Linked DNA regions of Homo sapiens: region 1 is linked to region 2. Evidence: chromatin loops called from intact Hi-C (ENCODE). Cell type or tissue: sigmoid colon. All regions are shown on one strand. Links, peaks and the distances in the headings refer to the core of each region. The heading gives the core; the rest is flanking DNA. Region 1 overlaps GRB14 (growth factor receptor bound protein 14). Region 2 overlaps COBLL1 (cordon-bleu WH2 repeat protein like 1).

Region 1 (4,412 bases), core at 118-4,117, 160 kb before region 2:
AAGTGGGGGTTCAATTTGACAAAGAGAAATTCAAGCCCTTTCAGTTGGCTCTGTTATGTGGCAGAAAAAAAGATAAAAGAAACTGCTCCAATTTCATTATAAAAGAAAGCAAACATTAACAACTAAGTTAGAAAATATCCTAAGTTATCACATACAGACACACACACACAGACACACATGTTAAGACCTAAATCCAATATGAATAATAAAGAGGTTCAAATCACAAATCCCACACTAAAGTTTCCGATGATTTCATCAAAGCTGTGTTCTCTGAAGTTTCAGTGTTTTTAATACTCATGCAATTCCTGCTAAGATGCCAGGGCTAATTCATCTTTGAAACAAGAAAACCTCTGCAAGTGCTAATGCTAATTCATATTTAAAGCAGAATACCACTGGCCATGCTTATGTTGGACACAATGTTATTTCAGGATCTCATTTCAGTTTTTAAGCAATAGTTTATTCCCAGAACAGCCATAAGACATGTCTAAGTGAAAAAGTTAAAAATTGATTCACACAGTGAGAAAGAAGAACAAGTAGTAGGGCAGAGGTGGAATAAGTGTTTAGAAGAGAGGGAAAACGTGAGGTGGAGAAAGATACTGTTTGCTAGAGCCCAAGACACATCAGACTTTATTGCAATTATTGAGTTGTCTGGCATCAATTGAAGCCCTTTTAGGAACTACCTTATTTCCTTGATTTTTTAAAAGCACATTTTTTTCACATTTAACTTCTCTGAAACCTGGATGTAACTTACCCTTAATGGTATGTTATAGTTTTATTGGAAGTATATAAAATAATGATGCTTCTTACAACTTAAAGTGCCATACAATCAATAAAATATGCTATGTTCAACCTTCCCAGGACATTTGGGGGTATTATTTCATAAACTTATAATAGTGTACAAAACATCACTTTCTAGATCCTAACATTCCCATGCAGTAACAAACACTGGGAACAACTGATGTATACCCATTTTGTAATTTTACTTTTCCTTCATTTTTCTAAATATTTATTTATTTACTTTTCTTATTTTATTTTATTTTTCCATGAGTTATTGGGGTACAGGTGGTATTTGGTTACATGAATAAGTTCCTTAGTGGTGATTTGTGAGATTTTGGTGCACCCGTCACCTGAGCAGCATATACTGCACCATTTGTAGTCTTTTATCCCTTGCCTGCTCCCTCTTTCCCCCCAAGTCCCCGAAGTCCATTGTATCATTCTTATGCCTTTGCATCTTCATAGCTTAGCTCTCACATATTAGTGAGAACATATGATGTTTGATTTTTTATTCCCGAGTCACTTCACTTAGAATAATAGTCTCCAATTTCATCCAGGTTGCTACAAATGCCATTACTGCATTCCTCTTTATGGCTGAGTAGTATTCCATCATATAAATATACCAGTTTGTTTACCCACTCGTTGACTGATGGGCATTTGGGTTGGTTACACGATTTTGCCATTGTGGATTGTGCTGCTGTAAACATGAATGTGCAAGTATCTTTTCGTATAATGACTTATTTTCCTCTGGGTAGATACCCAGAAGTGGGATTGCTGGGTCAAATGGTAGTTCTACTTTTAGTTATTAAAGGAATCTCCATACTGTTTTCCATAGTGGTTGTACTAGTTTACATTTTTCTAAATATTTATTTTACATCAGTGAAAGACATGCATAGAGCACAGTGTTGTAAAAGAAATGGAATCTATACTGTTTAGAATCATAAAATACTAAAGGTTAGAAGGGTTCCTGGAGAACATCCACTGAAATCCTCCCATTTCACAAATGAAAAAGCTGAAGCTGGAGTCTTGACCTGCTCAAGGACCTCCAAATGGTCACCAGCTGAGCCAGCCACAGAACCCCATTTCTGGCTCCCACCTGATGCTGTATTCTTACCATTCTGTTCGTCCAGTATTTAGGCTGCTTTAAGCTGCTGCTTCTACATGACATCTTGGATAAAAGTATTAGATAAATAAACACTAGAACATAATTAGATGTATACATACATATATCCCAAAGCACCTAGCTTTTTGAGTGTCAAAAAAAGACTATTTTTCTTCATTTTGTTTTGTTTTTTCACTTTTCATAGCTTCTCGCCAGAATAATTGCAAATACTGAAGTAGCCAGCAGAGGGAGTCTTTATTTCTCAGTTTGTGCAAATAGAGAAAATATCATGTTTCGAAAACTGCAACCTTGTTAAAACTATGGGGTTTCTGTTTGATACAATCACAAGCTTGTGACAAAGTTAATATCTATTTTTTCAGAATTAGTAAATATTTGAATTTTTAAGATAAATGATTTCTACATATTAAACATTAATAAGAAGGATTGGGGGGGCATATGTATATATACATATGTGTCACCTCACCAGGAACCTTTCCTGGAACTCAAACTTGGAGTTTTCGCTGGGATTTCGAACAGTTATATCAAATTTTTTCTTCAAATATTGATAAAACTACCCAAGATAATTTCAGTTTTCAAACTGCAAAATAATAATTCCTGGTATTTTCCCAAACAAAGCCTGAATGTATACGTTCAAATATGCATGTCTGATTAGGAGGCTTTCTGACAATGCTGTTCTTGCCAAAACAAATTTTGAATTCCTCTTTGAGAATTATCATAATAGCAAGCATTATTAATATCCTACAGGGGTAGAAAATCCTTATCCTTTCTAGGGGTTTAGAATCTGAAATTACCAAAAGTCTTGCTTCTTTTTTTTCCTGCCAAAAAAGAGATTATTATTTTTAATATTTGGCTTAGAGTTCTGGGGCACAGCCATGAGAGCCAGCCCTACAGACCGCCCCAAGCAGTAGTCTGAGACCGTTCATTAGCCCAGCTATTTTTAATCAGCCTTCACTGCCAAATGTGGAACATGCAGTACAGTGTGCAAAATCATGATGCCCAGCAACTGTACTCATGGGGGTTCAGCCCAGGTGTTCACAGTGGACAGGGGATCCTGGAATCTGCTGTGATCAGATCTCAGACCCCAAACTTATTATTAGCCATGAGTTTTAGACTCCTCATACTGTAAAATGGGCAAAATGCTGGCAAACTGATAGCACTCAACTAATGTTAGCAATTATTATTATAAAATTTTGAAAGCAAAATAAGGCATTTCTGAATAAGTCCCAAGAGACCCCTACAGTCCTGTTGAGCTCTAAGAAACTCTGACCTGATGGTTGAATCACTATGTCTTTGAGGCAAAACTGAGTGCACAGCAAGGAAAAGTAACTAGGAGAGCAAAAGGCAGATTGGCAGAAAAGGTGAGATTCGTCCCATGAAAAGACTACAGGTGAGAGGACAAATTACTGCAGCTACACGGTGATGAGTAGCTATGCAGTACATGTGCCCAGGCAATTCTGAGGGACAGCCTCCTGTGCTAGGTGGAGCAGAGGCCCGGACCTCTGTCCCACCTCTGTCATTTATGAGCGAGGTGCTTTGGCCAAGACACTTAACTCTCTAAGCCAATTTTCCTCATCCAAAAATGGGTTTGGCCACCAAGCTTTTAGGGTTCTTATGAGGGTTAAAGTGAATGTGTAATCAATGCTGAACATGTTGTAGCTGCTATTTTTTATTGTTCTTTGTGAAGGGCAATACTCTGTGTGAAGGGTATACCAAATTGCCCACTGCAGCAAGTTGGAGCTAGATAAAGGTAATGAAAAGGCCTGAGCATTACAGCTTTTCATCCCAAAAGATGAGAAACTTGGCAAAAATTAAAGAAAAGCAACAGAGACAAATATTAGGAAGGAAATAGCAGGTCAGTATCTAAAGAGCTCAATCTTGCCTTTACAAAAATTGTTTTTATCCAACTAATTGGTAATTAGATACCAACTTTGTGCCTTCTATGTGCTGGGCATTGGGGTTCAATGATGATCAAAAGTAACAAGTTCTCACCATCATACAGCTAAGGTTCTATTAATAGTAACACCACTTGCCTACTGAAGCAACGTCTTAATACTAGACCTACTTTTATCCCTTTCAAATATACAACCCAGAAGTCCCCGTCTAATACTCCTTAGGACACTGAAAGGAGGAGTAATTAACCACCTATCTTGTATTTAAATCTACGTTCCCAAAGATTTTAAAAAATATATTCATCAGCGTATATAGTTGGATTCATTTTTTTTAATTCAAATTAGAGACCTTCTAAAGTTACAGAAAGGAAAGCAGTGGGAGCAAGCATTTGAAAGATATATTGTCTTTCTCTCCCTGGCTGAAATCTATGAAGAAAAACCACTTTTTGTTTGACTCACTTTCTACTATGAAATCTTTGGATAACCACTTTAGGAGAATAGGGCACGGAAAGTTTAAATTCTCAGTCACAGGGAAATTTAAACTGTTTATGAAACTAGTAAAACATGCCATTTCACAGGTGGGGAAAAAGGGAAATTCATATTTGTTAGACTTCTACTATGTGTGA
Region 2 (4,412 bases), core at 321-4,320:
CCATGAGGTCACAAACATCACAGAGATAGAGAGGCTAAGTAAACTTCATACTGGTAAAGTAAGCCTCCTAACAGTAATTATTTTCAATACTATTTTATTAACTCAGCATGTTATTTTAGAGAGGTACGACTTTTTACATACTAATAGACAAGAATGAGAAATCCATATTAATTCCACAAATGACCTACTGCTCTTTGAATAATATATTTTTCCTTAAAGTTTAACAACTTATTAATTCCTCATAATTCATAGTTCTTTTAGGCTAAAACTGTCAGAAACCTAAAATGTAATGGCCCAGAGGGTTGTCATAAGGATTAAATAAGTAATGTTCTTAGAGCCTTGTCTGAAACATTAGTAAGCATTATATAAGCATTCACCATTGCTTTTGTTATTGTGATTATGACCCTTTGAAAATCTGATGAAAACTACAGTGGCAAAGTATGTATTATATCTAGGAAAGCCTTAAAAAGGGGAGCAGATTAAATATTATACTGTGTTGGTACATTTCTCTACTGAATGAAACCAGTCATATTTTTGGAAGTATAGACAGCTGTATTCTGTACAGCAAACTGCAAATGCCATGGTAACCACTGTTCCTAGGCAATTGTAGAATTATGCATGGTGGTCCACTTTCTATATAATAAATATAAGAGGAAAATGGAGGGGAAAATAAAATATAACAACCTGTGTAAAAATCTAAAAAGGGGGATGTTTCTTAAACATTGCAAATACATACTCTATTACAACAGAGGGTACAACCTTACATACTCTATGTAAAATAACTAGGATTAAAATTAAGTAAAATAGCAAAATATGTACCTGTACATTTCATAAGTATATGACAATACATCATCTTATCTGCTTATAAACCATGATATATATTAGAATATAAAATTGCATAAAAGATGAATAATGTAAAACATTTAAAAAATTAAGTCAGTTATTTTAAAACTAACACTCTAGGTATTAAATTTCACTTGCATAATACTAGATGGCAAAGAGTTTCCGTTTCTCAATAGTTGAGTGTTTGTCTGAAGCAGGATGCAAAATGAGATAAAATAAAATGCCCAGTGAAGATCATTTCTTACAGTGTTTCCAGCCACAATGTAATATCCCAGAGAAAATGATGTGCCATCCCCGTAGCCAGGAGAAAAATTGATTGCTGTTGTATATCCATCATTCCAAGCAGCAGTCACACCAAATGTGCCAAATGAAAAATTCTCCAAAAGGTTCTGTGAATTCTATGGGTCAAGATTACCAAATACTTTTCCCTGACTCTTCTTCCACTTATTCAAATGTAAAATCAGCTTATGAGGCTAATTTGTCAATAAGACCAGAACATCCTTTGGCCATTGATTTTATTAAATGTGCTCTTCATAAACTCTTGGTCAGCAGATACGGTGCAGAAACTAGATTTCTGAACTTAGATTTATCTGAGAATTCTAAGTCACTTTCAATTTAAGTCAATGTAATCGAATTTCTGACTTCCCATTTCACAAATGACAATCTTATCGTAAATAACTGTGTACATTTTATATAAGAATATATGTTATATGGTTCATATAAATAAAGCATGATCTATTATATGTCTTGTTGCACAAATGGCATTTCAAATCATCAGGAAAAATCATATTTAAAAAATGCTCAAAAACTACCAAGAAATACTGCCAGAAAATTTCTAATGGGAAAGTTTTCTTTTCAAATGAACATTTTCATAGAAGATGATATATTCACCTTCATAGGAAAAATGACATGAGACTTGAAATAATGTGAAAGAGGGTACATAGAAATTTAGGGATTTGAAAGGATACTGCAGCAATAATAGTAAAATATGTGTTCTTCAAAATGTATTCTTTAGATGGAAAAAATAATTTTAGATGCAGAAATATTCTAAGAAAGCTTGGGTTAAATCATTTGCTAACTTGGATCTTTGCTATCTCGGCTAACTTTGAATAGTCTTTGGAAACTGCACAGTTAGTTTGTCAAAATTAGCTCAGCAAATCAACAGCCTTTTATGTGAGCATTTTCAGTATAAGCTCTAAAAAAACACCATCCATATACTTTAATTTGCTAATATTGAGAAATATCTTAGAAGAATGAGGCAAATTATTAAATATAGACAGCCAAAAAATATAAAATAAATGTGGTTGACAAAATTTTTCCTAAGCTACAGATTTACTGACATCAGTAAACCTTGACTAAGGCAAACATAGTTTCTGTGGCTCTTAAAAGAACAAGAAAATGCATTAAAAACTCAAAATGAATAAAATTGCTAATTATAAATCCCTTTGTCATGTGTTACTGACATTTATCTCTCTAGCTTTATTTACCCGCATGAATAAGCATTTTCTACTTCTCATGCAATGTAACTATTTCCAATATTTTCTTTCTGCTTTATTAAAATGTGCTTTGGAGAAAAAAAATGGAAAAATTAGAATACTGTACTTCTGTCAAACAGCGCACCCTTGTGGTTTATTTTGTATCCTGAACAATAAAAATTAAATAAAAGTGTCTAAAATTCACATACTTAGAACCAATTTGGTCATACATATTTTTCTTCCAAGTTATGTTTTCCTCAACATGCTATCATTTTCAATCACTAAAAATAGTGATATTTTACATTTTCAAATTGAAAACTAAATTGTTAAAATAGATACAAACGTTTATAGTGATAATGACCATCTTTGATTTTAAATTTAAAACAAGCAAGCAGTGAAATAAGTATGATTCACTTGTACGTTCATATGTTTTGCTGAATTTCCTGAATATTTGCATCTGGCTATATAAACCACATTTTTACTATTTTAAAATTCATTATTATTTTTTAAAGACACAGTCTCACCCTGTCACCCAGGCCGGAGTGCAGTGGTGAGATCACAGCTCATTGCAGCTTTGAATTCCTGTGCTCAAGTGATCCTCCCACCTCAGCCTCCTGAGTAGCTGGGACTGCAGGCACACACCAACATGCCTGGCTGATTTATTTTATTTTATTATTTTTTGTAGAGGCAGGGGTCTTACTTTGTGGCCCAGGTTGGTCTTGAACTCCCGGCTTTTAAGTGATCCTCCTACCTCGGCCTCCCAAAGTGCTGGGATTATAGGCATGAGCCATCAAGCCTGGGCTATAAACAATTTTAATTCAAGGATCAATTATATTTATATGCATTATGCAATGTACAGTATAGTTTAGTTGGACCTTAAGTTTTCAATATAACCTTATCTAAATTCTGGCTTTTCTATAAAAGCTTAAGAAATATATTGCTAAAAATTACATGGTCCAATTACCATAAAAGTAAATGTAAGCAATCTTTAAGTTAACCACGTACTTCTGAAAATTTACCAGATATATGAATGACATACTAAAATTTTACGATATAAGTGTGACACATTCTCATTGTATATACTATACCTGGCTATGAAAGCAGTGATTAATGTTTACTTATCAATTCTCTTGAACACCTACCATGTTACAGAATTTTGCTGGAGAACACAATTCCTGCCTTCTGGGTGGGGAAAAGAAAAAGGTAAAATTTAACAATGCTGCAAGCATTAAGCCATAATACAACCCTAAAGTTTATCTTTAGAGGATGAGGTAAGTAAGTCATGTTATACCCATCAATTTAATATTATTCAATCCTTCGAAAAGGGAAGCCCTTTATGAACTGCTAAGAATATCCAGAATAAATAATTCCATACCAAGAAGTAAAGTATAACATGCATGTAGTATATGGCCACCTGAGGAAAAAAAATATTTAGCATGAATATTGGTTTTAATATGCATACATTATCTCTGGAAAGACACACAAGAAACTGTTAACAGTGGTTGCCTCTGGGCAGGAGAACTTGGTGGGGGATAGGGAAGGAGAATTTTTACTGTATTCCTCTTTTTATCTTTAGAATAACATATAAAACCTATACATAATGCAAATTAAGAGAAAATAAAAAGGGACAAGAGGAACAAATTCAGAGAAGGTAAAGATTATTCTGCGCTGGCATCTTCAGAAAACTCTCCATGAATCTGATAAAAGAATGGACATCCTTTGGATGGGTAAGTAGAAATGAAGAAGATGGAAGTGGGGCCATTCCATTCTGAAAAGATACAGAACACAGGATTTTTGCATCAGCAACAATAAGTCAAATCTTCTGGTTAGAGATAGAAGTATCCTATCCTATCAATGAGGAGGCATTAAAAAGTTTAAAAGTAAAATTGTAATCATTCTGTAGAGGATCTTGGATGCCCAGAAAAATGACAACAAGCTATGCAAAATTTCTGAACTGAGAAGTGATAATTAAGAAATACAAATGCAGCAGCTTGCCACGTTGAGAATTTCAAAGACACATTAAGTACTGGTTTTCTCTTTATACTCTGTCCTGGATTTCTCTACAAAAGATGTCAGCAGAGGGAATAAAAGACA

Evidence for each region. A loop is a pair of places that touch in the nucleus more often than their neighbours do. Peaks named below come from ENCODE experiments on the same cell type or tissue, not always from the same donor. Only the 100,000 strongest peaks of a DNase experiment are listed, where the experiment ranks them.
Region 1: a loop joins it to region 2, with 13 times the contacts of the local background. A loop is called at or near these places in 73 of 110 quality-filtered maps.

What each region holds. Positions count from the first base shown.
Region 1 is chr2:164,558,268-164,562,679 of GRCh38, forward strand. All of the region lies in intron 2 of GRB14 (growth factor receptor bound protein 14), which reads right to left. Among named protein-coding and RNA genes, the nearest start is that of GRB14, 61 kb to the right of the region's middle. In sigmoid colon, for the core only: a CTCF peak has its summit at 2,113 (motif pointing right); no DNase peak of the experiment used is centred there; H3K4me3 peaks cover 674 bases.
Region 2 is chr2:164,714,745-164,719,156 of GRCh38, forward strand. All of the region lies in intron 7 of COBLL1 (cordon-bleu WH2 repeat protein like 1), which reads right to left. Among named protein-coding and RNA genes, the nearest start is that of SNORA70F, 29 kb to the left of the region's middle. In sigmoid colon, for the core only: CTCF peaks have their summits at 2,477 and 2,681; no DNase peak of the experiment used is centred there.